2 separate regions of the Mus musculus genome follow, and region 1 is linked to region 2. Evidence: chromatin loops called from intact Hi-C (ENCODE). Cell type or tissue: left cerebral cortex. All regions are shown on one strand. Each heading gives the region's core, and the rest is flanking DNA. Links, peaks and the distances in the headings are about the cores only. Region 1 has its middle 32 kb from the start of Gm23860. Region 2 overlaps Tox (thymocyte selection-associated high mobility group box).

Evidence for each region. A loop is a pair of places that touch in the nucleus more often than their neighbours do. Peaks named below come from ENCODE experiments on the same cell type or tissue, not always from the same donor. Only the 100,000 strongest peaks of a DNase experiment are listed, where the experiment ranks them.
Region 1: it touches region 2 in a loop (3-fold over the local background); 4 of 42 quality-filtered maps call a loop at or near these places.

The regions. Positions count from the first base shown.
Region 1 is chr4:7,844,792-7,861,237 of GRCm38, forward strand. No RefSeq gene overlaps it. Among named protein-coding and RNA genes, the nearest start is that of Gm23860, 32 kb to the left of the region's middle. In left cerebral cortex, for the core only: a CTCF peak has its summit at 8,758 (motif pointing left); DNase peaks (open chromatin) are centred at 7,005, 7,611, 8,121 and 8,762; H3K27ac peaks cover 2,346 bases.
Region 2 is chr4:6,809,077-6,825,522 of GRCm38, forward strand. It overlaps Tox (thymocyte selection-associated high mobility group box), which reads right to left. Exons shown (of 9, transcript NM_145711.5): 3 at 13,829-14,071. Among named protein-coding and RNA genes, the nearest start is that of Gm11802, 120 kb to the left of the region's middle. In left cerebral cortex, for the core only: a CTCF peak has its summit at 8,208 (motif pointing right); DNase peaks (open chromatin) are centred at 7,934, 8,219 and 11,210; H3K27ac peaks cover 170 bases.

The DNA of each region.
Region 1 (16,446 bases), core at 5,069-13,068, 1.0 Mb after region 2:
ATATAGGATACTCCCCCATGAGTTGTTGAGAAGGAGGACCACAGGCCCCTAAATGATTTTATTGCTATTGCTTTTGGTTGTCCACCACAATTATATGATAACACCTATTTCTGAAGAGAGCATCCACTTCCCTTACAAGAAGGAGAGTAATGGAACTAGAACTAACTAACCTGGAAGCTTTATCCCTAACAGCTAGGTTTCATAGTGCCTGAAAGTACTATGCAGGCTGTTAAAGAGGAAAGTTATTGCCCACCTTCTGTTATAAACTGCAAGGTCTACAATACCAAGCTGCTAAGCAAGATGTATCCACTAATGCAATGGTGGTATGAGTGCTGTGGAGTTAACCAACTCTGTCTTGATTGGTTTTGAGGATTGCTCCACAGAAGATAATTCATGTCTGGTACTGAACCTCATCAAAACTCCATAGCTGGGAGGTCATGTGCCATCTCATGGAGGGAAAACTACTATTGTTAGTTTGTTAAATGGACATGGTGCTAACTGCCTTCTAAATATTCATTTATATACACATATGCTTGTGCTGCTCATTGTCAGCCAGAGAGCCTTCTGTTGATAGTAGATTATGCTCAATGCAGAGACTCATAGGTGTCCAAACTGCTAAGACTAAAGAACAGTTGAGAACCCGGTCCTAAACAAAACATCTGATCAGCTTTGGAGGGATCCAAAGCTCAGGGAATGATAAGAAAAAGGAGACAAAAAGAATGTAAGGTCTGTTTGATGAGAAAATATGCAGTAAAACACTAAAACACTTTTGTTTGTTTGTTTTTAGATGAAATAGTCATTGGACCTTAGTTCACAGCAGCAGTACTTACTTGAACCCATCAGCAGACGTCATAGATGGGAGTGGGCTTGAGGTCCCACCTCTCTGTGAGTAGTCACAGGTGCATCATAACACTGTGATGCGGCCAGACTAAGTTTCCCCTACTCAAGTAAAGAGTACTCCATAGATGCTCATGTAAGGAGTGAGGCACATACGCATGAAAAGCAATATGATTTGGAATGGTTATTGGGAAAAATGTTTTGCAAAAGGGAGAGGAGGTTAAGAGGGGACAGTGTTGGGGTGTGATCACAATACATCATGTGTATAAGCATCAAATTATGAAAGAATAAGTGTTTAAAAATTAACAAAATGAGTGTTTGGACAGACAAATAAGCATTTAAGTTTTCTGAGAGAGTCACAGTCTAAATTATTTGGAGTTGGGTCTTTATTTTCTAGAAATCCTGTTTGGGGAAGAAAAAACACTTTATGAAAATAGCATAAGAAATTAAAGTGTGCAGTTGCTCTAAGATGAGGAAATCAAGGCTTTGTTTTGTATTGCAGTGATGTTAATGACTTAACATGTAGCCTGTGCAGTTAGGTGGTACAGCTGGGGAACTTGTACTGGCTCTCCTCCTTTCTGGCTGGGTCAACTACAGCAATTCTGTCACCTCTAACATTTTACTCCATAATTTGTAGTGTGGAGATAATGGTCTAGAAGGCCATCAAGTCCACTTAGAATTCTGTCTACTATTCCATTACAAATACAAGTTGTCTGGTAGCATTCTATCCCATTCTTAATAAATTCACAAAGAAGGGTCAAGTTGAAGAATGTTGTGTTACATTTGATAACACTAAAGAACATTGAGGATTTGATAACACTAAAGAACATTGAGGAAACCAACTACCTTTGATTTATTTTCTCCTGTGAATCAATGCCTTTAGACTCTTGAGGTTTCTTTTCTCATACAACACAAAATGGAAATAACAAAAGAACACAGACAGAAATCTTTAAAGACCTGAGATCTGACAAAGATTTCTTCCTTGTGCAAATTTTTGCTAGTTTCTTCTAGACTCTTTTCTTCAGTGGGTCCCAGCTACAACCTATAAAAACTTAGACAGGATCCAGGAGCAGAGTATTTACTTAGCATGCACAAGGCCATGAATCCCATCCCAACACTGGAGGTAAAAATATAAAAACATGAGTAAATATGAGTAAATACTAATATACTCCCTAACAATATAATGAGCTTTCCATTGTAATCTTACTACTCCTATCATTAAAGGGTGTGTATGCAAAAACTGTGGACACTAAAAGCATTTTGCCTTTCTTTTTTTTTTAACTTGCATTTTCTTTTTCTTTTCTTCCCACATTTTTATTAGATATTTTCTTCATTTACATTTCAAATGCTATTCCAAAAGTCCCCTATACACTCCCCCTGCCCTGCTCCCCTACCCACTCACTCCCACTTCTTGGCCCTGGCATTCCTCTGTACTGGGGCGTATAAAGTTTGCTAGACCAAGGGGCCTCTCTTCCCAATGATGGCCAACTAGGCCATCTTCTGCTACATATGCAGCTAGAGACACGAGCTCTGGGGGTATTGATTAGTTCATATTGTTTTTCCACCTATTGGGTTACAGACTCCTTCAGCTCTTGGGTACTTTCTCTAGCTCCTACATTAGGGGCCTTGTGTTCCATCCTATAGATAACTGTGAACATCCACTTCTGTATTTGCCAGGCACTGGCAGAGCCTCACAGGAGACAGCTATATCAGGGTCCTTTCAGCAAAATCTGGCTGGCATATGCAATAGTGTCTGCATTTGGTGGCTACTTATGGGATGGACCCCCAGGTGGGGCAGTCTCTGGACGGTCCATCCTTTTGTCTTAGCTCCAAACTTTGTCTCTGCAGCTCCTTCCATGGATATTTTATTCCATATTCTAGGGAGGAGTGAAGTATCCACGCGTTGGTGCATTTTGCCTTTCTTTATTCCAGCCAACTCCTAAGGAAAGTACATTTGGTGAGAAGTCTGCTATAGATAAGGCAAATCAGAGAGAACAGATGGCTCCCTAAGCACCAGTCACCCACAACTTCCCTTTCTAGTGTTTTCTTCTCTGATGCCATGGGAGCCGATTGATCTCATTCCTTCTTCATCATTTATCAAACATCCAACCATTGCTGAAAAAAGTCAAACCTGAGTCTAGTTCAAGCTAGACCCTCTGTTCTGCTGCGTGAACATATCACTGATTGAAATTTGTCCTTACTACTTTCACGTCTGCCTCTGTTTACTCTTAACAGACTTTGAGTGATGACCTCATCCTGAGGCTTTTACAGCAATGGTTATAGCTCTGGGAAAAGCACCCTGCATCCTTGAGAATAAATCTTTTTTTTTCCATAAGCAGTTTACTTGCATTCAAGCTGGCAGTCAGAAAAAAAAGGGCACGAGATTTAAAAAGACACATTTTTTATACAATTCCTATCTATATATTATTTCAAGCTTATTAGTGCCTGAGGCTAGCATGCCACCAAATAAACAGGGGCCTCCTATTCACAATGATGCTGCAGGTGGTAAGATAGGAACTGTAGAAGACCCATTTGATTCCCACCAAAGGTGTCACGCTATGGCAAAGAACTTCATCTCAGAAATTCTGAACCTGGGTCCTTTAGCATGAGAGCTGATGAGGCTAACTTAATTGTACCTGGTATAAGGAAGTGAATGCAGTAATATTTCAGGAGGATTTGCTGTGATTGGCACCATATCACAAAGTTTACATAGTCTACCTCATTGATCCTTAAATTTCTCTAAAAAGAAACTAACACCAATGCTGCACTGCTGGTTTGACAAAAAGAAATCAGAAAAAGGTATCTTAAAAACTTAGAGAAGTTGAATAACAAAGACTGTTCTACTCCAAAATTCTACTCAGAGACTTCATCCTACTACTGTGACTTGGCATACAGTTTTGCTTCCCCTATCTTTTCAAAATGGCAAGCTCCACTCCATAGTCTCCATCTTTTACATTTATTTCTACAGTGCTTTTTCAATATAGGTTTTTTTTTTTTGCCAGAAATTACAACCTCAAATATCCAGCACTACAGTTTAATATACTTTCAGACAATTCCCTTTTTGTTCTCTAAAACACTAATTTTTTAGTTCCCTCCTGCTTCCAATGGTTAGGATTCACTTGAGCTGTTAATAGTCAGGAGAAAGTGAGTCACAGGGACCACCCTAAGGATGCTGTAGGGGCCAACTGGATACTGCTGGCATGAAGAGGTTGGAGTAGAGATGAAGCAAAGGACCCTGCTCTCCAGCCCAGGCACCCAGCAAACAGCAGCAACATCTGTGGTTGTCATGGCTCAAACCCTAGAACTTGAGGTCCAAGTATGAAGACCTGATAGCACGCAGTGCAGTGTACAATGGAAGTGTCAATCCCTGTGATTTGATCAGTAAATAAGCCATACATATACAGAAGTGTAATACCATATCTTGTAAGAATACATAATTGTACCTTTGATCAAAATGTTCCTTAATGGCTAATGACACATATTGTATACTAAACTCAACTGACTATATTTTACCCCACAATATGTATAAACACAGTAATAGTTTTTAAAAGTGAATGCTTAAAAGACATCTAACACAATAACCTGATTATTTGAATGTTTTAACTTTAGATAATATTAATTACCATATCCTAAAAGTTGTATGTATAAAAATGTGTTGTTTGTTCTATTAATTGGCAATTACTTAAAGACATTATTAAGTGAAAATTAACTCAACATGGGAATTTACAAAAGATAAAAATGAGATCCCTTTATTGTGAAATTGCATAGAAGTAAATCTAAAACACAAGCCAATTCCTGCATGTTTTCTTTAATAGACATCTTAAGAGGTTTGGAATGAAAAAATAATAGAAGAATGCAATCTATCCCCAGCAGGTGACCTGAGAACCCAGCCGAAGCATGTATTGTTAGAGTTGGTGAATGTGGACATTAAAATTATAAACAAAGGCACAGACGTACTTTGTTTTAGTGTGGACACTATTACCATCACATTAACCTCAGTGGCACCTTTAGCTTGCTTATTTCACAACAGTTTTACCTGTGGCTCCCTTCATATCAGCCTGAGACATGCTCAGATATTTCTTGAAGCTCTGTAATGTATTATAGCCTGAGGGTGTGTCAAACTGGGCGTCTTCAGCTCGGACAAGTACACCACCTTCTCTATCAGGTCCTATTCATTTTGATTGCTATACTTAGTCCCATCAGCAAAAAGAGGGGGGCTGGAGTAAAGTGATTTTCTTTTTTTGCTAAGCCAATTTTCCTTCATATGTTCAGCAGTGCAGCAAAAGTTAATACATTCTAAAGCACACGGATTTCCAGCAACATTGTCAATATTACTATGTTCCTTTGCAGCTCTGGCCTAGCCAGTTTATTAGATGAAGGGGAAATACAGGTGGGCTCATGAGCAGGACTGCATTTTGTTATAGGAGAAAATAAAGCTATTGAAGGGATTGTCTGAGGCCTTCTCTCTATTCCACACATAGGCTTCTGATCAAGTTCAGGGGCTCAGCTTCTTCCTGTTAGCTAAGCTACTACTAGCTCTTTAAAATAAGATAGGGTGTATTTCCCCTGTTTAAAATGGGCAAAAAGAAAACCTAGCAATCATTCCCATTTGGGCTTCAATGGAATTTAAAAGAAAGAGTTCAATATGAAGTCTTTAGGGAATGGACTTCCACCAACACAAGACAGAAAAAACAAGACAGAAAAAAACAAAACAAGATGCTGCTTTCTGCATCTGGAAATGAATCCATTTATGGTTCCCAAACAACAGAAAAGAAAATTGCTAAACAGGCATCTTTTGTATTCTGAAACCTCATTAAACAAGCATAGCAATTACCTCCTGAAGTCCAGGGCAAGTGGAGTGTCAGAGAAAGTGTGGCATGGCAGAACTCTGTTACTTCTGCCTGGACAGTGTAAGAAAACCAATATGATCTTGAGTGGAGTACAGTGATCAGAAGCCAGGACACACATATAAACTTTCAGAGACATCCAGCTTATTAGCAAGATTATTTTTATTGATAACACACAGTGCAGATAGATCCCTTTTAATTAATGTGGCATTAAATAGGAAAATAGTAATTGCAATTTAAAATTTTTATTCTGTCCAAGGACCTTTTCTAGATGAAAGTAGATGTATGTAGGGGTGTGGGGGATGCTCTGACAGGGACTGATGCCCGTTACAGTAGGACAGAACTACAGTACACACTGCATGCAGCTTTTCCACAGATGCAACCTGGTAGAAAACTGCAATCAGTGTTCAGTGCATTCCATCTCTGTTGTGCCTTAGTGCCATAAAGGATGCAATTGCATTTTGGATGCATTTTTGCCTCCAAAATGTTTCTATTCTAGAAGAGACAAACAGATGAAACCATCAAAGATCTATTTGTTAGAATAAATCATGCATGAACATAGTGCTGATAAATTCGGCACATTAAATTTCTTGTGTGTTTCAGGCTTTTCTGGAGGAGATGATGGTTCTCTTGCTTCAGTCAGAATTATAGTTTCAAGACTCATTTGGAGTCAAGTTCCCCGGCTGAAGAGCTTGTGCTAGTAAGTGACTGGTCAAAGTAAAATTAATACAAATTCACAAAATAAAATAACTCAAACTCAAAATAAAATTGTTGACCCATTATTAACATAATACATGTTCATGCTGTAACCAAAAGCATCTTGTAGTAATGACCATTTTGTATACTTTAACATTTGTAACTTCCCACTGGGATCTAGTTACTCTATGAAATGGATAAGACACTTGGCTGGAATCCATATGCAGTAGTCTTGTTATTCTTTGAGTGAAGTTACACTCATCCATACATTGACTAGTGATTGTGTTCTTACATTTTACCATAGCATACATAACATGCTTTGTTGAGTTTTCATTGTTAGCCATTATCATGCTTTTCTACAGTCAAAACTGGGAAGAAATAACAGTAGATCAATTGAATAAAAAGCAGAACTGTATCATTGTAAAGGGAAGTATAAAGTATTTCATATATATTTCTTGGTGAATTGTGAGGTAGGTGTGGTTTTGTTTGTCTGCGTTTCTAAGAGGCCTGGTGTTAACCTAAACCAAGCATATGTCAGAGGCTTGATATGACATAAGACCCTTGGGCTTCAGATTGAGAAAAGCCCAGCATGAAACCACAGCTCTAGTGTTTATCATCTTGATGACACTAGATAAGATAATGAATCTTTTTGTCACTTGCTTCTCCCAATTTAAAAGCCAATCTAAGAAAAATTTCCTTATATTTCTTTATTGAAATGACATAGTATATAAAATCTGTCCCCTTGAAGTAGGAATCTCTCCCTTCTACTAGAAAAAGGCTCAGCACTTAAAGGCAACAATGCAGAGAAGACCAAGATTTATGCAACAGAAGATAGTTTAGTTCTTACCTAAAGTTAAAATAGATATTTTTTTTTTAAAAGCAGAAACACAGGAGAAGAGGAAGGGAAGATAATTGAAAGTGAACCAAATCAAAGCAAGCGACTAAGCTGCAAAGCTCCTGAGAAACCTGACTCAATTCTGGGATACTTAAAATAATGATGACTAAGCCTTTTAATATATGCCCATATAGAGCCAAGATTCACATGTAGAAACATTTAATTTAGAAACTAGGGAAATGCTACAATCTGGATGGGCACAGACCAAGTTATCACAAGAAAATTTATTTCCATACATGAAGTTGGAATAAATCTATTTTAATGAAGTCTCCAATTGTCCTTTCCTAGATCAAACCATATGTAATTTAGCGAATCTTGATGTGCTTCATTTAAAAAACATCTTTAATGTCTCCACAAGGCAACTCCCTGAGATAGCACAAGCTTTTGGAACACCCACAAGAGAAGTGCGATTCAAATTAGTCCTCAAGCTGTTCAAATAAGGAGCTACAGCTGAAAGTACTGCAGTTCAACGGGGAGATACATGTATTTTTAAAGTTACTTGTATCTACCAGATAAGCCTGGCAAAATGAACCAAAAAGTGAAACCCAAATGAATAGTGTGAATTAACGAGTGAATTCTTCTAACCCTGGGAGCAAGACAAGATCACTGGGAAGATAAATAATTCTTGTTCAAATCTGGTGGTTTCTGCCACCATTCTTCCTGAAAGTGGTCCTGAAAATATTATTATTATTGGGCATGACACAATTTGGATTGAATTGCATTGCCTGATTTGATTAATTTCTAACTGAACTTCCAATTGTGACTCCTTCCCTTCCACTTCCAGGACATGCCACAACTCTATAATCAGAATATTTTGTCCAGCATCCTCATTGTGCAATGGCTTCTCCTCATTTTCTATTCACGGTTGTCACCACAGTTTAACAAACAGAGGAGCACTAACTATGCTGGCATAATTGTCTGACTCAGGCACTCAAAAGTGTAGTTTTAGCTGCTCTGCTAACTTTCAGACATGAGTGAACCACTTGACCTTGCTAGCCCAATTCTTGGAGTCAAGGGTTGGCTTGTTCATCGCTAAGGTCCTTTTCTACACAGTTATCCTATGATTCTGTAATGTATTTCTAAGCAGTTTGCTTAATCACTCAATTACCCAGCAGTCCTCCAGACCTGGAAGGGGATGATTACTTGCCAGGGGCATTGCAGAGGGTATTTGTGAATTAGCAGGAGGTCAGGTTTTAACCTCTGAGGTCCCTGAAACTCTGATTCTATTCTGGCTCTTGTATTGGCTGTTTCCTGGCCCAATGTTCTACCCATCAGGAGGACATTACCCACTCTTGGAAGCAACTGGTTTCTAGTTCATTAATAGAGAGATAACAGGCATTAAAAATCAAGCTGCTTGAATAAATGATAAATATAAACCATTACCAACTTGTCCTCATACTAAAATAATTGCATACAGAATCATTGTAAAATAATCTTGCTATGAGAAATAAAGAAAACAGAGGCATCATTTTGGTGCCCCCAAGTGGACATCCATGATGGCTGCAGTCAAATTACACCTTACAAAGTATTTCAGGGCATCTGGCAGACACACACACACACACAGACCTTTGGCGGTCTTGCATATTTCATGTTGTATAGATTCTAGAAGGTATTCTAGAAATTTTGGGTCTCTTCATGAACACTTTGCAGTTATCTAAGAAGAGACAGAGGTATATGACCACTCCCAAGTTAGTCTTCTGACTAACAGAGTTTGAATATCTAAGGAAAAAGACATTTCAGTGCATTCTCCAGTGAGACCTTTAGCATCTCCTCTGTTCATTTGCACCAAATGTCCAGCAGCTACTATCAACATTGCTTGCTTTGGACAAACATTTTGTTTCTTATTCATTCCTTTTAAACTTCATAGTATTGGTATATTTTGATATTAGATATTTAAACCTTGTGGGTTTTACACAGACTAAATACAATGATATAAATAAAACATATGCTGGACTACGTAATAACTAAATAAAACCTCTTATGAGTTCCTGCTATAAGAAAGATAATGTATTAAGCAAAGAGTCCTACAACCCCCCCCCCAAAAAAACAGCCAAACAGAAGCAGGTTGCTTATATGATAGGCAAAAGGACTCCCTTAAAATGTAACAGAAGATACCACAAAGAATAAAGGGAACCAATACCACAAGGGGCACTCAGTAGTTCAGTCAAAATATCCTGAGATATAGCTGAAAGAATTGTGTGTTTAAATGATAAATGAAGAGTTGAGACAATTTGATTTCCAGAACACCAGGTGCCTGTGTTGTGGATTAAGATGTTCTAGGAAGGCCTTTGTTTTTTTTTTTTTTGTTTTGTTTTGTTTTATTTTTTTGCAGGGAATGGAAATTAGAGAAGATAAAGGGGAGCAGTGGGGTGATGTTTTATGTTTCTAGGTTAGGAAATTATGGAAATAATCATAGCATAAAACTTGTAAGATTTGCTTGAAGAATAAGGAATTTGCTGAAGCAAAATATTAGGAATTATAAACAACTATAGATGTTAGTTAAAATGAAAGTGTAAGCTGTAAGCCAGGAAGCAAAATTTTGGCTTTGATTAATATTCATACTACAAGTGTTTATCTCATAGACTAGGATTAGTAAGATCACCACACTTTTGTCTCTCTTCCTTCTTCTCAGAGCTGCAACAGCCATTGCTAGGCAACCACTCCATTGTCTCTTACTAAGCACTGTGGGACCTTAGAGTCTGTCTCAATAACTTTAGCAAAAATGATGTTTCATCAGGATTGTCTCAAAAGATAAAACCAATGTGTGTCTCTTGCACTAGATTTAACGGTAAAAATAGGAAGACCCACACCTAATAAAGGTTGGTAAGCATTAGTCAGAACTGATCCTGCTTGAGACTATGGCCAGCATTCAGTGATCATTTATCATATCGATGTAGAATTTAGATGGTGGGTGCTCATGTATAGCAAAATAAACATTCATCGGGTAGCTGTTGTGTGCTGTTATGTATTACAATCTGGGAGCCTCTAGGAAGGAGGTTGAAGACAATGGATAGACCAGCTGAAGGTGTTAATAGGATCATAATGAATTAAAATCTAAAGCTGAAATGTACAACTAATATAGAAGGGAAAAAAGACTAAGCTGTGTTAGAAGTAAGTAAAAACTCCAAGGAAAGAGTGCACAAAGGGAAAGTCCAATGGGCAAGAAGAAGTATGAAAAATAAACACTAATGAGACAGGGAAATCAGAGATATTCATGAATTAAACAGTAAAGTGTTGATCACAGAGCTAGAAAAAAAAAAAAAAACAAGGAAAAGGGAAGTCTGCATTCTCAAAAGCCAATAGATGAGTTTAAAAATGCTGTGACCTGCCATTGGGCATAGTTCTTATGATAGAATTTATTGGACTTCACAATGAGAACATTACTGGTAACATGAAGAAATGATGTGTTTACACTGCAGAGTTGCAAAGCATAAATAGCCAAGTGCTTTCTCCCCAAAACTCTCCATGACCACGCTGACAAGAAAGCCAGTGTGAAAAGACAAAGTGAGGGGGCCAGCTGCTGCGATATGAGCAGGAATGTGGCTGAGAACCAGCCAGAGAGTCTTGGAATTAATCAAAGAACATCCTGTTGTTCAAGGAGGGAGTAAGAGTGAGGCTAGTAATAGCCAAAAACATAAGAAAGGTCATCAGAGAGAATGGAATAATTAACCTTTCTATAAAATTGTCATTTTTCCTTCTTTATAGGTATGATTTGAGAATTTCATAGATGAAGATTTATTCAATGAAAAAGATCATACAATAGATTCTTATCAAGGTTTTTCCTTCTTTCAGCTCCTACCAGGTCCTCCCTGCCTCTCTAAGTCACCCCCCTCTCTCAAAAGCAATCTAAAAAACAGAAACACAGAAAAAAACTCACACACATATACATTTTAAAATACACAAAAATTTACAAAACCAAAATATACAAGCAAAAGACCAATAAGACAAAATAAATAAACATAAAATCAAACAAAACATGAGACAAACTCCTACAAAAAGACCATTGAGTTTGGTTGTGTGGGCCATCTATTTATGACCAGACAGAAATGTTGTTAATATAACCAGTGAGAATCCATCAGAGAAAATTGATTTTTCTTCTGTATTCAGGTGTCAATTGGAGATAACTTCTTCACTAGAGGTAGGAGCCCATGGCCACTTTTCCCTCTGTGTATTAGAGCTCTATCTGACTCTAATCCTTGCAGATCCTGTGTATGCTGCCATGGCATTTATGACTTCACATATGTTTTAGTCATGTTGTGTGTGGAAAACATGGATGAGTCCTGCACTTACACCTTTTCTATCCTATACTACACTTTCCACCTCCTCCTGTGCCCCCATTGTCTTTTAGCTTCATGAGGTTTTTTTTTTAAATAAATACATACATTACATACAGACATAAACAGAGAGAGAGACAGAAACAGAGACAGAGATGTGTTATCGATTCTGTTGCTTTAGAAAACTAACTAGTACAAGATGCTATAGAAATAAGAAGTTAAATAATATAGGCCTTTGTATACCATGGAAAAATCTTGGGTATTGCTCTTTGTTCAGAGACAAAGATTGAAAGTTGATGTCACTTAAATAACAAATGCAAACGATGGAATGAATTATATTCTGGTGCTTCTTTTTCCAACATGGAAAATGAACCAGAGAGAAATAATGGGGACCACAGGTGGAGAAAGATGGGTATGGTCACAGGTTGTGGTGTGAACCTAGAGAGAGAAGATGGACTTTTTTTTTTTAATTTGCTGTTTTACACCTACTTAAAGATCAACTGTAGGATAGGATAGGATAGGATAGGATAGGATAGGATAGGATAGGATAACTGTAGGATGGAAAGGAAAGCTTTCAGCCATGTAAAGTTGGAGGTAGGGTTGGTCCATAGGTGAAGGAAGATTAGCATTGGAAGGAAGAAGATCCTAAGGAAACTATAGATGTGCTAAGTGTGAGGCAAACATCATTGAGATGGAGTTTAGCAGAGGAGGAATCAGAGGAGAGAACATTTAAATAAGGAGCGTGTAATCATGATGACTACTGGGGTGATGGGAAATGTGATCACTAAGACACAATATGCAGAGAAACGAAGGGCAAAGTGTCCAGAACCCTAAGCCCATCAGTTAGACACTTGAAGCATTAACATCTTTGGACTTAAGTTGGTTCCTATCCAGAACACCTGAGACAGAATCCATGCACAGCACTCCAAGATCTCAATGTAAGAGTCTCACTTAGACCTGCTTCAGAGTTGTGATGGTTGAAATGTCAACATGCAAAATGTTTAAAATGGTGTTTGGTTTATGTGAACATCCCAACCCATTTGGTGCTCTCTCTATTATGATGAGACTAAGAAATGAAATAGAAAACCACAGAACTAACTGAATGTCCTGGAAGCTGCTCAAAGGGTGACTGGAGTTTCTGAAGTTAAAGTTAGTTGACTCAGAGAGCCCTGACTACTGAACAATACCAAAAATACTCCTCGTGTTTGCAGACTGGACACTTTTCCCCACCTAAACCTGATGAAATATAAATACTTAAAATATTCAAGTGCAGAAGGAAACCATCACTAATTTAGTGCCCCTAACTTAATCACCCACTATGTGCAGCTCCTCAAATTAGATTCTTAGAATAAACAGTCACATCCACGTTGGCTTGCCTGGGCTCACCATCTAATGAGGTGAATAGAGCAGGTATGGGCTTTGGAGGCTTCTGTGGGACTACATAAAAATTAATACCAAGTCTGTGCTAGACTCTCTCTAATTTGGTTTAATACAGAGCAAAAGAAAATGTGTAAAATAGCAGAAGAAAAGATGATGAACAGCAACTAAAGGTAGAAGCCCTTGAACGATTACAGCAAGCGAGAGAGACCAAAGAAAGGAGTCAAATTCCCAATATATTGAAATAAAGAATCTCTCTACAATCCATGGTTACTAATTTGTATTTAAGATTTTACTCCTTCTATATATCCAACTATAATGGCTTTATTCCAGCTATTACAGAAAGCCCAATACCCAAAGGTGTTTTTATATCATAAACCACCTTAGCACATTATTAGAGTAAATTAGTTAGCAAAAGAATGAGAGATTAATCCTGTAAAGGCCACACCACACTGATTAAAGGGGCCAATAAAACAGAATTATTCCCTTTAATAGTTAAATGTCACTGAGGAAAATAGACAGATATACCTTTTGCTCTGTAGTAGAGTAGTCTTTGTTTATTTATTTTCTAATTTTATTGCTCAAAGTGTCTTTGGAGTTTGTTTCACATGTGATATTTAGTGGCATGGTCTAATCCAAGCTACTTTGAGCATGGTGAGACTGAAATAGGCAAGGAGGAAAATCAGACAGAAAGCCCTGAAGAAACCTGCTGTCTCTTCATCACATGAAATACACACTGCAAGAACTTTACTCAGAACCTTGGTGATCAATTTTCTTTCTTCATTTTGTTACAGGTAAGGTAAGCCATGAGAGAGATTTGAGCAAGTTGTCCAATATTAAAAGTCCCTGGACGTCTGAGCAGGAAGCCAAAACAAGAATTTATAATCCATTGCTCAAGCCTGGGTCTTGGTGCTTTCTGCTCATCTGCTCAATGACAGTCTAGTGTATATTTAGAATTCTATCTATAATCAGAAACCAAAAATGATTGCAATTTCTTCTGTGTCTTAGAAACAGTTCACTTGCATCATCATTAAAATTGATTTCAAGATGGGCTCAGGTCTAAGTATCAAGAAAATTATGCAACAAACCCCTTCTGTAGCCTTCTGAGATATGTACTACTATTGCCCCCCTACTGGTCTGACAATGGGTATAGACTCAGTTAACAAGTAGCTGGTCTCTGGTAATTTGAAGAGGAATGGTCCCCATAGACTCATGTGTTTGAATGCTTGTCCCATAGGGAATGGCACAATTAGGAGATGTGCCCTTGTTGGAGTATGGGTGGCATTGTTGGAATAGGTGTGATTTTTGTTTGTGTCACTAGGCAGTGGCCTGTGAGGTCTCAGAAGGTCAAGCAGTTCACTTCCTGCTGCCTGCTGATCCGGATGTAGAACTCAGTTTCTTCTCCAGCACCATGTCTGCCTGCAGGCAACCATATTTTTCACCATAACAATAATGGACTAAACCTCTGATACTGTAGACTAGCCCTAGTTAAGTATTTAACTTTATATGAGTTGCCATGGTAATGGCATTTCTTCACAGCAATAGATACCCTAACTAAGACAGTAGTCAAGATGAAACCAAGAAGTTTGGTCAGGAGCACAAGTATTTTGACCTTCTTCATCCCCCTGCCTCTTTACGGATCATACAAGATACACTCTCTGTACAGGTTTTTGAACCAACACACTGTGGGTTGCCTCTGTGGGTTGGAACAAAAATAACCAGATATCACTGAAGTCCTTGAAGAATATAAGAAATGCATAGTTGTAAATTCAACACATAGTTATCCTGTGAATGCAAACAAGCAGAACTATGAGAGATTTTCCCAAGTCAGGAAAAACTGACCCCATCAGTCTTGGAAAGACAAAGAGCATGTGTTGTGGTAGTAGGGGTAATGACATCATATTGCTTAAGTTCAGATTGATTCTGAATCCACATGCCTGCTTGTCTAAATTCAATGGTGATTCAGCCCATCTTTGTCTTAGCTTCTCTATCTGCCAAAGAAAAGCAATAGCTACTGATTCCTGGAAAGCATTTATGTAACTCATAAAAACTTAAAGTGTCCAGCACCCAGGAAGCCACTGAGGGTGTGTTAGCTATGATTCTTAAGAGTAGAGGAAGAGGAGAAGAAGAAGAAGAACGGCAACAACTGTAAGCCTGGTCATTGTCACCAACAGGAGGGTCCTTGGTTTTCCCTAACTCTGTAGCTCAGCATGACATGGAGTTTGTGGGAATACTTCATTCTCTTGTTTGGCTCCTTTTACACTTTGTTACTTGCATTGGTCCTGAAGATATAAGAATAGAGAGAGAGGGACAGGCTTACTAATAAGTTTAGGCATCTTCTCAGTTTAACTTTAGTATCTCCATTCTCTCCATTTCTTCCAGTTTATAATACAAATACTACATTATATCAGACACCTATCATAACTCTTTTATATCATTTATTGTCCTAGTAGCTATGGGGGACATGGGCAAGCAAATTAATGGTGATAATCAATAGAGAAAGGGTACAAAAATAAACCAAAACCACCTCTTACCTCCGTGAACCCTCAAAATCTTAGATATGGCGTATAAGTGGTGTTGGAGGATGTGAAGGTTGTTTTTCTAGGAGACAGATAAGTTGGAAATAGATAAAGATGTAAGGAGCTGTTGCAATACTGGGAGATCCTGTTGACATCCCTCACTGTAGGTACTCAAACCTTAGAGAAGACTATGAAGAAAGCAGAGCAGGGTCCCCTCAGGAAACACTGAAATAAACTATGGAATGTTCCAGATGATATGGCAGGAAAGGCTGACTGACGACATCTGAGAAGAAACCACTTGCTATGGAGCTGAGGAAGGGTTCTATCGCCACTGGAATTGAAGCATTGAAAGATAGCTCGGATTTGAGTGAACAAACTGGAAAGGAAGAACATATGCTGCCTGTGAGGTCTTGGCAATGCCTATCATTTGCCTTGAAGACAGATTACTGTCAAGAATACAGACTAGTAACAGTTAGCAACCAGAATAACAGGGACACACTGGGACTGCCCGGGTGAAAGAGGAGACACAAGCTTTAGGACACAGCTAATGGCAAGGAAAAAATACTTCACTTTATCCATTAGAAAAACCTGGCATAGCCATGAGATAAGTTGATGTGCATAGCATTGGAAGGAGACTCTGTGTCCACAAGTGAAGAATGTGCGAGACACAGGATCCAGTCTCTGTCGATACCAAATGAAGATGCTAAGAAGCATTTCCATCCCTGGTGACATTTCCTCACCTCTAAAAGGTGAGAGCACATGGGTAAGAATACATGATCTTCAAAATCATCCATAGATTTTATTTTTGTTACTGGGGACAGGGAGTGCAGCTTCTGGAGAAACGTCCAGTGATTGAAGGGCTCACTGCTTCTGCAAAGGACCAAGGTAGGGTTCCACATTCAAAGTCACCTGTAATTTCAGCTGCAGGGGATCCAGTCCCCTCTTCTGGACTTCCATAGGCACCAACACTAATGTACACACACACACACACACACACACAC
Region 2 (16,446 bases), core at 3,404-11,403:
GTGGGCTTTTCCACCTGCACTCTAGTTACTGAATAACAACTTCGAGGCTTATTTATTTTTGAACAAATGCAAAGGCCACAGGGTAGGTTTTAGCTTGTAACCTATATTAATCCATTTATACTATTCTGTGTCTGCCACATGGCTGTTACTTCTCAGTTTCATGCTTCCAACTTCCCCTAAGTCCAAGTGGAGAATTTCCTGCCCCTGCCCTTATTTCCCAGTTTCTCTCTCTCTCTCTCTCTCTCTCTCTCTCTCTCTCTCTCTCTGTCTCTCATGTCCTACCTCTCTCTCTCTCTCTCTCATGTCCTACCTTCTATTTCTGCCTTAGCTTATTTACCATCAGGTTTTTATCAGCAGGTGATGTTTCCACACCTACATAATACAGAAGAGATTTTTCCTACATCTACCACATGTGAAGCTAAGGCTCTGATAGACGTAAATGCCGAGGACATGCTTATGTCCTGGCCAACTGCCCCGCCCAGGATATACCTCCTGCTCCCTGGGTAAGAATCTCAGTCCCTACCACCTGGTGTGGCTGTCGGGGGGGGGGGGGGGGTTAATGGAGAACTCGTAGACTCACATCTGGCCAGATAGCTGTCCACCTTGTCATGGTAATGAATAACCAGTGTATAAAGTGGAGAAGCTTATTTCAGCTTCTGTTCACTTGGTCATGTTGCCTCTATTACTGTGGCAGAGAATAATGGGGACTGTGTGGCAAAGAAAACAGCTCTCTTCATGGAGGCTGTGAAAGAAAGCAAGGGCTAGGATCCTAATATCAACCTTCAAGGCTGTGTTCCCTGGACCTGATCTTCCTTTACAAAGTCCCACCTCGTAGAAACCCCATAGCCTCCCAAGAACTCCTTAGACTTCTAGTCAAGCTTTAACATGTGAGCATTTGTGGGACATTCAGGATCCAAGCTATACCTGGCAAGAGGACATGTTTCAAAATTGGGAACTGATTAGTTTACAGGATTTTTCATGGAACATGAAGATGAGTAATAGAAGAATGAGAGGAAGTGTAAGAAAACCTAGGCTGTCAGAAATGGAGATGCACATGGGTGGGTGATAGAGCCATCGACCTGACGTTTGCTGTTTGTCTAATGTTGCTTCTAGGGCTTCACGCATACATGTGCACTCAAGCCCAGCTACTGAAGGGAAAACTGAGGCATGAGCAGGTGAAATTGCCTGCCTGGGCTAAGACACTTATAATGATATGCGAGACAGGGTGTAAATGTAGGTTTGTATGTCATCTCCCTTTTCTCTGTTCTCAGACTCCGCTGTCACAGGCAGCACTCTGGCAATTTAAAGTGTGTTCAGCCATATTTGAGGTTTTGATCTCCTGTGCTCCCACATTTTCCCATGGTTTGTGTATGTAACTCTCACTCCCCTCAAGTGAATTGTCACCTCCTAGGTTTGAACATATGCTCCAAATAACACCTAGCATATCTGAGGCAACATTAAGACACCCCAAACATCCAATGAAGAGAAGAAATGATACAGTGAACCATGATTTGAAAGAAAATATTGTCCTGCCATTTGCTTGTCCAGTCTCAAGCATTGCTATAATCATAAATGAGGTTGCTTTGGGGAAAGCAAAACCAGATGGATTGTGCACATAAAACAGTGCACAGAACAAGGAGCTGCTACCCAAAGGCAGCGTGGCGGTGGATAACCACTTTGCAGCAACTTCCTTAGCCTGTTGCTTCTCCTTTCTTAGTTCTTCACTACTTAGTTATAATATTTATTGTATATAATCTCCACTACTTATGTATAAATTTATTGTATATAAATAATAATAAGATGCTATAAAATGCTAATAGTTTTCCTGGGAGTTTTGTTTTAACTTTTACAGTTTTGTTATTTGGAAGTCATTAGTACTCTAACTCTTTATGACATTTTCAGAAATGCTACTGTTATTTTAGCCTCCCCTCCTTCTTCTGTATTTACCTTTTGCTTCTACTATAACTAGAGCCTCCTCGTTTTTCCCAATTCCCCAGATCTGATCCTGTGTAACCTGCTACTCTCCTCCAGCTCCCAACCGTACCCCAGTAATGGTCCCTTTTTTCTTTTATTGAAAACAGATCCCCCCATATAATATATCCTAGTTATTGCTTCCCCTCCCTCTACTCCTCCCAATTTCTTCCCACCTCCCCTCTCAACCAGAGCCACCTTCTTTTTGTTTATTAGAAAACAAACAGGATTCTAAGTGATAAAATGAAATAAATAAAATGAAACAAAACAAAATTAGAGAAAGCAAAAAAAAAACAGATTATAATTGGACAGAAGAAACAGAAGAAAAAGAGCCCAAGAAACGGCATATGGAACAGACGTAGAGACAGATATTTGAACATTCAGGAATCTCAGAAAAAAAATACAAAACTGGAAGCCATAATATGTATGCAAAGAACCTGTAGGGTTAAAAAAAAAAAAAGAGGAAAAAAAACCCCAAAATACAAGATAAAAGAATTTTTAAAAGGATATAATTTTTAAAAAGGCAAAGAAAAGGTCCTGGCATGACATGACAAGATGAGGAACCTCCAAAGACTGTGAGGAGCTCGTTTTCTGTCAGCCATGTACTGCTGGGAATGCCGCCTACCCATAGTAATTATTAATTGGAATAATACTAAAGATCCTGGGTTAGGGATGGGGGCACGTGCCTACTTCTCCTTTCAGCTCCAGGACCCCACCTAATGCAGATCCATGCATGGCTGTGCATGCTGCCTCGGTCTCTAGGAGTTCATATGTGCTTCAGGCCTGTTGAACACAATGACATCTTTCCTGGATGTCCTGCCTGCCCTCTGGTTCTTACGAATTTTCTGCCTCATCTTCCTCAGGGGTCCCTGTGCCCTTGATGTGAGCTTTATTGAGTTATGTGTGGGCATAGAACTTGGGATTAAACCTAGGTCCTCACATGTTCTTGGCAAATGTTTCACCACTGAGCTATTTATCCAGCACTCTTCTTTCACTTTTAACTAAGTGTTCAGTTGTGTGTGAATTGTATTCCAGACAGGCCTTGGATTTGTAATTCTTCTGCCTTAGCCTTACAGATTGTGTCTGAACTGCCTGGCCTGTACCTCTAGGCCTGCTTGGTTTAATTTCTGGTGGCCTCAATAGGATAGCATTTTTTTTTTAAAGCAAGAGCCTTTAAGAAAATCACCATCTACAGAACTGAAGTCTTATTCACACAAATTGCAAGTTTCAGTGTGTGAAGGATGGTCGTATCTCTGTTTGGAAACCATTAGTCATCTGTGCTATTTAGTAGAGAATGTGATTAGATAAACAATTGAAATACAAGATGTGAAATTTTTTCACAGTGTAATATGTTCTCAGGGTTGAGTAATTTTTTATTTGAGATTATGATGGTTGTTATTACAGAAAATAAAACTCTGAAATGCTGAAGAATAACACTTTTGAAATGTAACATGTTTTGATAAAGTATCATGCTATCATAACTAGAATGCAAGCTTAAATTGTAAACAGGAGTTTAGTATTTTCCATTTAAATACTCTATTTCTAAGTATATCTACTTACCTAGGGAATTTGTACAATGATTAAACTCAGGGATGTTTGACTAACAGTTTTATGATTACATGTTTATCAATATACTTATTAAGCACAGGAAAAAATCTGTTCTCTGGATGAGTAAAATGTCTGTATCATTTTAAAGGATCAAAAATAGGAGAGTAAAATCTCATATCTTAGTGATTTGAACAAATATCCAAACCCTACAGCTCTTTGCTATGCAGCATGTTCCGCTGCAGGCAGAGAGAACAGAAATGGTTAATACCCAAAGACCAAGAGTCTTGTGTTCCCCCGGTAACTCTTGTCCACAACAAACTAGAAGAGAAAAAACATTAAAGTAGAAAGAAAAGAATGAAAAATGTAATAGAAAACTCAACCTGCTCTTAAAACCCTCCTGTGTGCTCTGGAGAGGAATAGTCAATGAGGAAGGAAGGAAGCAGTGTTTTGAAATGAGACTTTTTCATTATACTGAAACCCATTTGAGAATAATGCTTCCATGTCTCCATGACAAAATGGGTTTATGGTGCAATGTTTTAATGCTAATAATCCACTTGAGCAAACCAAGCAAATGGCAAATCAAAGGCAGAATCATTTTGAAATAGAGAATAGACATTCAATGTTGGTCATACAGGCAAATCTCTCTCTCTCTCTCTCTCTCTCTCTCTCTCTCACACACACACACACACACACACACACACACACATTTTCTGCCTTCTTATCTTGGCCCCTTGCCTGAGACTTTGGGGAGAACCTGGCAGAAATGAGTGCATTTCGAAGTCATAATTTTGTAGATAACATTTCTTCATAGGACTTTCTCTCCTCAGAAAATAAAAACATTCATTTAAAAAGGAGGATCAATATTCACTGTAATAAATTGATGAACACATCAATTTAATTGTAGTATGCTAGAGTAACTAGTGGTAATTGGTACAGATTACAAAGCTGAGTTTATATTTAGGGCTGAAACTGGCTTAATGAAATGCATTTAGACCACATGGTACTTGCTATTATGTGTGCTTAAACCCTGGAGAGTTTGAGCCGAGCATCATGCCACATGCGTATAATCTCATTGCTTGAAAGTCTGAGGTAGGAGCATCGGGGTTTGAGGCCAGCCTTGCCTACTGAATGAAACAAAATAAACAAAACAAATATTTATATCCTTTGAATTCCCTCTCAGAGAGAGGTCGCAAGTGGGTGCTGAGGAAAAGACCACATCTGGGACCTCACAGAAAGCAGCAGTGGCCCTGTAGGCACCTGGGGGGAACAGCTTTGCAAAGGGAAGCCTTGGGTTCATTCATACACTGGCCTGAAATAGTGTTTGGTGCTCACTAGGGTTCGCTGTTATCAGTTTGTTTGACAGCCTGACATAACCTGCAGTCATTTGGGAAGAGGAACTCTCAATTGAGAAAATGCCTCCACCAAATTGGACTGGAGGCAAGCCTGTGGGTATCTTCTTGATCAGTGGTTCATAAGACTGTGCCCATCCCACAGTGGGCCAAGGCCAGGGTGTGTCCTGAGATTTGCTCAGCAAGGTAATGGACACAAAGAAGCAATCTGTAACTTGGCGAGGTTCCAAATTGTTGGCTTGTTCTGTTATTATTTAAGTGGGCCTAAGAAAGGAACATTTCTTAAACCAAAACAGTGAGCAAGCGACAGGTCAGGAGCCTCGTTTTAGATGCAGCCACTACATACAGAACTACACCTTATACAGGGCCACCACATTTAGCACTCGGGGCTCCAGAGGAGTTCTCAAAATTTGCTCTTCTTCACTTCTCTCTCTCTCTCAATCTCTCTCTCTCTCTCTCAATCTCTCTCTCTCTCTCTCTCTCTCTCTCTCTCTCTCTCTCTCTCTGTGTGTGTGTGTGTGTGTGTGTGTTGCATGTATATGTACACACTGGGGACGCTTTAACCCAGGGCCTTAGGTTCTATCACTGAGCTCCACTCCTGCCTCATTTTTTGTTCTCTGTTTCTTGTTCATCTCTATTTGTGATCCCACTTTTCTGCTGCGTCTCCCAAATACCCACAACACCGCAAGAAAGCATTCTACTAACGTCAAGTTTCCAGGAAGGAAGAGAAAGCTTGGCTCAAGTCTGCCAATTCCTTTTGAGGAGCCTACTTAGAAATCTGTTTGTCCACAGTAATTGTGTAACTCCATTTTCTTACTTCTTTATTTGCTAAGGGCTATTTAACTGTGGATGCCCAATGGGAGTAAGGTGTGAGGGGGAATTCCTTGAAGAGCCGCCCTATAATGGCTTTCCCAAATGTTTGTCTTTAGGATGCAAAATGAGTTAGACAAACACATGTTGGGATATTGCTGGCAGATACCAAGGCTGAGAAACACACAACAGATAAGAGTGATAGATGAATCAAAAATGAAAACATCAGCAATCCAAGATGCCATTAAAGACCCCATAGAATAGCCACGAGGAGGCAAATACAATTTCAAAACTCAGAAATTATTCTGTAATCTCTGCAGCTCTGCCTTCCATTGTGGTCAACATGCTCTAGGATTATGAATATTAAAAAGAAATAATTAAAAAGAAGCTAATTTGATTTAGGGTTTGGACAATACAGATCTTTGAGGAAAAGCTCAAGAAATTGGGCTAACTTTGCCTAGGTAAAACTCACCTTCTAGAAAGGCTCAATAAATGTCAAATCCTTGAACTTACCTGCTACTCAAGCATTTTGGTGGGGACAATGCATAACATAGGCAGAAACAGCAATAAAAGATTTTGGGTTAACTTTAATAGGTATTTCCTGAAAGGACTCTAAATCTTTGACTGCAATTTAACTCGGTGTTACAAGGTTAATCAAACACAAACAAGCTACCAAGGAAAGCTGTAGAATCTTGGCTCTTCTGTAGGAAATCACGTATCCCAACTGCTTTAGGTTTATGGCTGCCCAGACTGTCTAGGCTGAATGGAGTAGTCCCTATGTCTGCTCTCAGCAGATCATGTAACTGGCATTACAGTGTTTTTACTTCTACTACATATGAGTTGAAGTGGAGATTAATGTGGGTTCTGGAAATGAAGAAACTGGACAAGGCCCATACCCCAGAGAACTCTGACTTTTTGCTTGGTGTACAAAGGGAAGTGTTGTTTCTAAATTGGCTTCTTTCCAGACCCTATTACTGACAGCTCTACTTTGGAATATTTTATCATTGCACTAAAAGATAACCCAAATCATTAACAAACAGGCCATAGAACTGCTTATCAATCCCATATTCAAAGAAGGGGCTGCATAGAGCCTAATGTTTAATCGCAAACACATTTGGTTTTGGTTTTATTGGGAATTAATTAAGCACAAAAACAAAGACTTGTGGGCAAATATAGGAACAAAATGGCAGCATTTTCCATAGTATTTAAAGTAGTTTAGAAGACTGTTCTGTGATATTAAAAAAAATAATTTATGTGTGTGGGCATACTGTAAATTAATAATTTTTAACAAATTATGGCATAATTCTAAGTAATTATCTGCATGATTTCCCTCCTGTCATGGTAGGCAACAACTTTTTTTTGCCCTTTTTGTATTTTTTAGAGAAAGAAACGAGCCTCTATGGCATCACCTCCATTCTAAACGGATGCATTCATTATTCCCTACAGACATGGGGTGACATCCTTAGTCCCATGTGTCCTGAGAGGGCTTCAGCTCCACTTGCTCACTCTTACACACTTTATGCACTACATGGAAAGAAATACCTCAAGATTTTTGAAAATATTTACTTTAAAAAAAAAACAGCAATCAAATTGTCTGCAATCATATTTTCTGCCTGGCCTTGAAAGGAGCCTTATTCAATACGTCAGTGGCCCTTCCCATAATGGCAACCTATTAGAAACTCATGCTGTTCTCATCCATCTGAACTCCTTGATGAACTGTGCTCCCCATGGGCCCAGAGGAGCACTCTTGCTTCCATTTCATGAGTCCTGCATGGTACCTACTGAAGTGATGGTTGTCAAAACAGTTGTACAGTGGCCTTTGAATGCCAAGCGTGCCATGTCTGCATGCTGCAAATGACAATAAGTCTGAGTATATACATTATGCTGGCTTTTGTTGCTTGGAAAAAAGAAGGCATTTGGGAAATAAACCCCCCAATTTTATTGCCTTTTAACATCTTTTTTCCATTTTAAACTCCAGAACTGGAAATTTGAAGCATTCAAAGAAACTGAAATCTCCTTTGTTGCCCTTTTTCATTGTAAATTTTCTATAATGTGCCATTAGAAACTACACTCCACAAAGCCAGGCTTCTAAATGAATCCTTTCTGTGAGGCCATTTGAAAACTTCGCACGGTTTTTCTTTGTATGAAAGAGCTTCTGTTGACGGCACAAAGAACAAGCAATCGCCACATATAGGCCAGGCTGAACAGCCTGGATAACTTTATACAAGGTTGCATTTTTCCCCTCTACCAATTCCTGATTAAGCTCAGCAGTTACTGTTATCCCGGTGAGGAGCAAAAGAAGGATGCTTAGTTTTCATTTGCAGAAATCAAAAACCTCTTCTTAAGTCATGAATATTTACTAGGACATGTTCTTATTTTACTTTCTTCCAAAATAATTTTCTAGTTTCTAGCAACATGAAAAAACCTCAACTATCTACACAATGCCACATCACTTCCTTTAAAAGAAGATTGCATTTATTTTATGTGTATTGGTGTTTTGCCTGTATGCATGTCCGTGTACCACATTGCACACAGTGCTTATGGAACCAGAAGGGGGCACTGGATTCCCTGGAAACTGTAGTTCCCGACAGCTCTGATCTATCATGTAGGTGCAGAGGAATCAAACCTAGGTCCTCAGGAACCGGTGCTCTTAACCACTGAACCATCTCTGCACGCCCACCACTTCCTTTGTAACAGGAAATGACATTAGCCATCGTTCAAATATCTTTACAAGTGATTGACCTTTGATGGAAAATAGTTAAAAAATTGAGATGGCCAAAGCCACAACGAGAAAATGTGCCAGGTACAATGTACACACCTGCTAATTCAGTGCTTGGAAAGGAAATTTCCAAGTTGAAGGCTAGCCTAGGCTACAGCCTAAGACTCTGTCAGAAGAAGATTAACAATCACAGGGTAGGAGCAACAGTAAAGAAAAGTCACTGTGATAGTTAAGTAACTGTGATTATCTTCATTATCAATAACTTCATTATCAAAATGCTACCGAATCTAGACTCACCTACCAGACAGCACCCTAGACCAGTTCTCAATCTTCCTAAAGCTGCAACCCCTTAATAGAGTTCCTCAGGTTGCGATGACTCCTAACAACTTCATATTTGTAATTTTGCTATTGCTATGAATTGTAATGTAAAAATCTGATATTTGGGATATGTGAACCACCCCCCCTACACACACACACAAAGGGGTAGTGGCCTACAGGTTGGAACGATACCAGGCACGGTATTGTTCCATTTACTTGGGTCCTCAATAAAAAGGAGAACACCACTGAGTAGGCATAGGTATGTCTCTGTTTCCTCCCTGAATACAATGTGACCACAGTTGTGTGTTCCCAGAGCTGGGCCTTCCTCACTGCAATGGACTTGTGCCCTCAAACTATGAGACAAAAATAAATGTCCCCCCACTTACATTGTGTTTGCCAGGTATTCTGTCAAGGCAGCAAGAAAAATAACTAATTTAGTAATTAGCAAAAGTAGACAAGTTTAGTCAATCTTGACAAGTCTTGACAAGGCATGTGTGGTCTCAGAAGGAATCAGGGAACTGCCGACCTGGCAAGGATCAGAGCCACCAACCAGGCAGTTGTGGGTGGAAAGAGGATCTTGTGTTCAAGACTGCTTTTATAAGAAATGCACTTAAGAGAAATGCTAGGACAAGTCTGCCTTATTGCCTTACCTTTGCCCCTCTCTACTCTAGGGAGCTGAGCTTGTGCCACTGAGCAAATCCAGCTCTGCTGGTGTTCAGAGCATGCAAGGCTTGCTGGTGGTTAACGCGCTTATCTGACACTCCTGCTTCACTGTGTTTCTAACCAGACTCCAGTTCTCAGGAAGTGCAGACAAATCAGTTCCCTACTATCAAAACAACTCAGGGGAGTTTTGAGAAATTGGAGCTCTTGCATATTGGGTCATGAACGTCTGTTGAATTTAAACCTAGAGAATGAGAACTAATTGGCAGCCTTCCAGCGGTGTGTAATACAGAATTTCTACCTGCTTCATTGCCTGGTCTTGAAACAGAGGGACTTTAAGAATATGCAATCTTTCAGGAGTGCCAAAATCTAAGTTGTTGCTGGAACTCTGAATAACTACAGGGTAAGGAGGCCCAACGGACCATAAAATAGCACAAGCAAGAATTTTCAATAAATAGATCAATGGAGGAAAATTTTGAAAAGCTGAACCCTCACCTTATGTGTACTAAATGAACCCTGTACAGGATTTTGGTAAATTTTAGAAGGCAATACACATTTTCTATTCTTGAAAAAAATAATATTTAAGCTGAAAGGCATCCTAGTATAACAGACTTAAACCTGCTGTGAATCAGGTACCATTCGATGGTTCTAATCTTAGCACATTGTGGGAGTCAAGATTGTATTATGTCCTCCTAATTTCATGTTTATTATTTTAAAAGACATGAAATGGCATTTCATTTCACAGGCTGGCCCCAAACTTTCAGATGTCTCCATTCTCCTTTTTCAGCTTCAGAAGTACCTGGGACTACAGGTCTAGTGTACCATACCCTGATATAGCCATGTGATAGGTAAGGCCAAAGAAGCACAGAAAGGCTATTTAAGTGGTTCAGGGTCACACAGCAGATAGCTAGTAGCCCCGGGATTTGAACTGAGGTAATTCAGCTCAAAGAGAACAATGTTAGTCACAGAAATATACAACGGCACTCCAAGCAGGGAAAGGACTTCTTTAGTTAATAGCAGGCTTAGTGCTGTCATTTTGACAGATGTGAAGAAGATTAAGGATCAAAGTATGAATAACTCTTTGAAGAGTCTTCACTCTTGTGCATTTTAACCTTCTTGAAAGTGTCAACAGGCACAGGCTTGGGAAAACCATTTTACCTAACCAAACTTACATAATGCATCCTATGTGCCAGCATGGTCTTAGCAATTTGCCAAATTCCTTTAACCCCACGAGGTAAGGCCTATCATTGTCCCCATTTTCCCCAGAAAATGAAACTAGAATGTTTACTGGCTGAGCTACCAAGCAATCATTGGGGTCCTCTAAAACTCCATTTTTCATTTGTAAAACGGGGATACTAATAATTCACACAGATAAAGGTTTTTAGCTATGACCTAAATGTTTTGTGTCTACCATGCTGATGCTTGTTAACAGCAAGACTGGCCCTGCTGTTGCCAGAAGGAATAAGAAAACAAAATACATACAAGCAAATTTAACTTTAAGATACAATCTCACTAAACATTATGCATTATAACTTATAACAAAGAGTAAAATGCATAACACGTAATAAATTCATAGTAAGCATCACAATGTCTAAAATGTATTCATTTTCTAACTATGAATTAAAGTACTGCCATCTCTTTAATTAGTTCACCCAAACACTAAAATTCTAGAATGGGAAAATGCTCATGCAAAGATACGATCACAGTTCTAAGAGCAACAGGCTCCTTGTATTGCATTGAGAAGTTTCTGGGAAACACAGTGAAGGCTAGCCGATTCTGTCTGTGTATCTCAACAGGCTTCCAACAGTGGGATGTTCACAACTCGCAGCAAGTGCCTCACTCAGTCTGCAACTGTCCTCTCTAATCTGCTGCATGCATTCTGGCCAAGCTCCGGAGAGATCTCCAAATGAACATTATAATTTCTAGGATTTTAACTCTGAAAAATTCTCTCTGTCACGCATTTTAAACGTTCCAAAGGAGCCATAGACGAACAGGTTTGTGAAGCCCACTGTATCTGATTTCTGCAGCTATTAGCATCATTAATCAAAGCCTCCCTTATTTGTAAGTGTGTTTTCGAGCATGGCAACCCCACTGAATTGGTATGGTTGCTTCACCTAATTTTAAAGTGATGCTTTTAGGTGGCATATGAGGTTTGCAGACCGTGTGGGGTTCTCTAGGATGCTTTGCAGCACGTGTTCAGCTGTGTGATGCTGAACTAGTTCTTCCTTTTCACTTAATTTTTCCATGGATTTTCTGGTTGCTACATGAGGTTTTTAGGTATTTGGGAGGGGGTCCTCTGTGATGCTTTGTGGAACATGTGTGTGCTGTTTCAGTAGTTTCACAAGCTGTCAACCTATGAGCAGGAGCTCGTTCTTTGAATAGAACCTTAGTTTTTGCCAGAAAGTATTATGAGTTATAGAGAGGTAGCCTTATACACAGTCTTCTTCAAAGAAAGGAATGGTGTGCATGTGTGTGTGTGTGTGTGTGTGTGTGTGTGTGTGTGTAAGTAATCTCTACAGTAGGAATTGTTGCTGAGTATATATGCTCAATACAAGTAGACCTTGATCTTCTCTTGGACTCTAATTACTTTGTATTTCTCTCTCATTTTCATAACTATTGGTTTTCCTCAGAAGTTTGTAAGTGACTAAGGCATCATGGTTCTTATTAATCTATTATCTGAGCCTTTCAGACATGTGGGCTATGGTAAACACCACATGATAGGGAAGAGTATTAACTAAAAAGGTTTTTTGTTCCAACTGGTAGACAAAAGACAGCCTGTGCTGCTTCCAACTTTATGGAACTTGTATTATGACACTAGAGTCTAGGAAATTGTGGGTCTTAGAATCTATCTTGGAAGATTGCCACAGGGACAGCTAATTTCACCTCAACATCTACTTTCTCTATTGAAGTGCTAGCTTGAAAATAATCCACGCATTTAATCATATCACTCCCTAGATATGTACCAGATAATGGCCACCAGATACATGTGGCTTATGTCAAGATCATAATATCAAAAACAAACAAACAAACAAACAAACAAACAAACAAACAAAAATGCTCTTGTAACTACAGTCTCAGGGAATATGATGCCATTTTATGGCCTCCTCAGGCACTTCACACACAGGATGCACAGGCATGCATGCAGGGAAACACCCACACTCATAAAAATAAATATATATACACACAAATAAAAATTTTTAGATGGTGATGATGTTGGTATGCATTTTTTCAGGCTTACACATTTACATATAGTTTTAAATATTCAAATTCGATTTCTAGGAGGAATATAATCTACACAGGCTAGTGATGGTACCACTTTGGACCCCTAACACTACAAATGAGTTTTCCTCTCTAGTCCATACATACAGAGGATCAGTTGAGTCTTATCTACTGTGTCTCCCAGAAAGCCATGTTGAGGTGTCTTTTGACTCTCCTTGTATTCATGCCAATCCCTTATACTCACGTTTACCAGGAAACTCTTATGAACTTACACAGAATAGAGACAACTATATGCACACCAGCCTGAATGGTACTATGCAATATTTTCAGAAGGCAGAAACATTTGTCCATTCCTTGTGAGTCTATGGTAGTGCTAAACAGGAAAATGACAATGGTTGGGCTGTTCCTGGTCAACCCATGAAATCCAAGGAGTAGGAATGGAAAGCATTTTTAGCCTGTAATGTGGGCTCTGGACCATGATGGAAAGTCCTCCCTAGGCTGGACTCCTTCCTTCCTGCAGTGCAGAGCAAAGCTAAACTTGTAGATGACAATAAAGGTGAAAGCCTTTTTAGATAAGCCAGTGTTTCTCAATTATGAGATGTTCCTTAGAAATAAAGGTGCCCAGACTCTGTCAGGAGGGTCCAGGAATGTGGCTTGTTGCTAATTTTCTAGGGGATAAATCCTTCATCTTTAGATACCTCAAAGTAACAGAACATCCCCCAGACTGGGACATCTTAACGGAGATATTTCAATGAACAGAATTCTACTTCCAAAACAGAAGAGTTAAAAAAAAAAGCCAAACAACCAAACAAAATAACCCACAAAGTGTGTAAATATATCTGCAGGATTTCAGAGAGTGAAGGACAACAGTGAAGCTAACAGCAGCCACTCCCTAGAAGACACAGGAATATTACTTGGCTAGCAACCCAACACATCCCTAGAAATAACACTAGTCATTGTTACCTTTTACCTGAAATCTGGCAAGCTGTTTTTCCTAACAGTGTCATCAACAGGATTTAGTACTCCGACAATCATGCGCAATCACACAAGTAATTAACATGAAACTAAAAATGACGTAAGGAATTTCCAATATTCTACAAAGCCATTGCTGTAGCCAAAACTTCTCTCTGGGTTTAAAAGCCCATTAACACAATTTTCAGATTGTTGAATAGAGCTGACCCTTGTTTTTCCTGCAACATTCATGCCCACCACAATCAGACATGCCCATCCTTACCACAGAGATGGAATTGGAGAGCAGTGCGCCATCTTGGCCCAGCATGTTGGACACCGTGATCTCTGGCAGGTCCATGGTTTGTGGATGGAACGGGAGCAGGCCATTGTGATTCATGGGGTGACACAGAGAGTGGTAACCGGATTCTACCTCATTCAGGTGCACCAGAGAGTGGTCAGGGAGGGAGGGAGGCGTGATGGGTGGGATGTTAAAATCTTCACTTTCCAGACTTGGTCCAGGGTAGGACTGAAAAGACAGCAACACAGATGATAATTAGCATCCACTTCTTAGTTGTTCAAACCCCGGGACACAGCGGCCTAATAGAAATGTCTACCAACAGCATCACAGATTTGGCTAGGACATTCAAACACTGGGACCACCCCCAGAGCTTTGTCTCTCTTGTGCATGACAGAAAGTGCTTGTGAGACATTCACTTTAGGTATACAACCTGCCTCTGCTCTGTAGCTGTTTTCTTAGGAAGCTGAACTCAAACAGATTTCAAAGATCCCATTAACATTTCTACAGTATTACTCTAGCTGAATACCTGTTTTCCCCATGAGAATTGTAAGGAAGGAAGACAATTTATAAAATTGTTTGATCAAACATGTTTCATAGGACTCCCTACTGCTTAGATTATGGGATGTAGTAAAAATGAATTCCAGAACGCTGGGGCGGTTGCTTTTTGGTTTGAAAAAAACCTATCTGCTTCTAATTAAGAAAAAAGTTATTACTTAAGAAGTAAGGGAAGTCTTTGCCTAAGGGTGTGCTCAATGAAAGTTTGGGGGGTTTTAAAATGCCATTAGATGCTAATTTTACCATTAACATTTTATCATCAAAATAAAAGTGAAGATTACTTTCATGACTTCTGTAAACAGTTATTTGAATTTCCCCCACAGGCTGATAACACTGCAACTATTTAAATTCAGTCCCTTCCATGGTGCAAGACACAAACAACATTAATATTCTATAATACTAATTGTGAAATAAAAGTTAATGAGTAAGATAAATAGCATTAATATGTCAGAGGCTCTCTTTTATAAACTAGCTTGAAAATAGGAAGAAAAGAAGAAAAAAAGCAAGATTATATAAAGACAAGCCTGCTTAAGAAGGGAAAATGGGAAAAGCTGAAAATGTTAGAAAGAGTTGAATAAACATTGTAGCAATCAATGTGCAGGGCCAGAAAGAACTTATTTTGTAAAACAGGTGTCATGATATAAAAAGAAACATTTTGGCCCGGAGTATTCCTATAAGTCAATCTTTCAAATTCCAGGGCCCTTCAATGTTTGTGTGCATGGGTAACAAAGATTCTCTTGTCGAATTGTACAGTGCTGGTTACAGTGTGCAGAATTTGAAACGAGCGAGCGAGCAGGCAAAGTATAGGAGCCAAAGAAAGTAGTGTTCGCTGTTCATTGAGTGTTCAGCCAATAAGCTTTATGCCTCCCTGTCCAAATGCCTGGGGTTATTTTTTCCAGATGGTGTCTATTTGTCTAACAGAAAGAAAATCTTCAACTTGCACTTGCTAAATGTTGAATGAGTTCTGATATATTTGTTTAGGTGCCATCAGAAGGCACAACTAAAGGGAGAGTACTTGGAACATCTGGAGTCTGGAGGTTCCCAGAGAAGAATGTGCAGGTATCATCTGAAGTCTAGGAAGAGGGGCTGCCTTCTCTTCAGTTAATTTTTTCTTAAATATACAATGTTCTGTTATAAAAGCCAACTGCTCGGAAAGTTTAGTTACCTTTAACCAAAGTATTTTATTAGTACTGTAATTTTTTTTTTCTCGACAGAAAACATGTTAGTGCCCTGTGTCAAAATTCTGTTTGACTATCCTGGGCATATAGACTCCAGCTTGAAGTTCCTTTTAAGCCAATTCAATAGGAGATACAAAGGGCCCAATGGAGAAGTAGAAAGGATTGCATACTTGCCACTCCTATTTCGTATAGAGTAATGTGAAGGCTTGTTTACTACCTTGTCTTTATTCAAACTTTAAAACTGCTTTCGGTGTGAGTGCTGTTATTCCTCCTTTTGGTGATGAGAAAACTGGAATTCAGAAGTTACTTAGTGGTTGACAATCCATGTATATGGGATGAATAGAAGATGATAGCATCCCTTCTTTCTCCTTTTCTTTGTTGTGATCAAACAACACAGTATACTGGAGCCCTCTGGCTAGTTGCCATCATTTTTCTTTCTTTTTTTTTCAGTTTTTTTTTAAATTTTTTTTATTAGGTATTTTCCTCGTTTACATTTTCAATGCTATCCCAAAGGTCCCCCATATCCACCACCCCCCCAATCCCCTACCCACCCACTCCCCCTTTTTGGCCCTGGCGTTCCCCTGTACTAGGGCATCTCAAGTTGGCAAGTCCAATGGGCCTCTCTTTGCAGTGGTGGCTGACTAGGTCATCTTTTGATGCATATGCAGCTAGAGACAAGAGCTCCGGAGTACTGGTTAGTTCATATTGTTGTTCCACCTATAGGGTTGCAGTTCCCTTTAGCTCCTTGAGTAATATCTCTAGCTCCTGCATTGGGAGCCGTGTGACCCATCCAATAGCTGACTGTGATCATCCACTTCTGTATTTGCTAGGCCCCGGCATAGTCTCACAAGAGAGAGCTATATCTGGGTC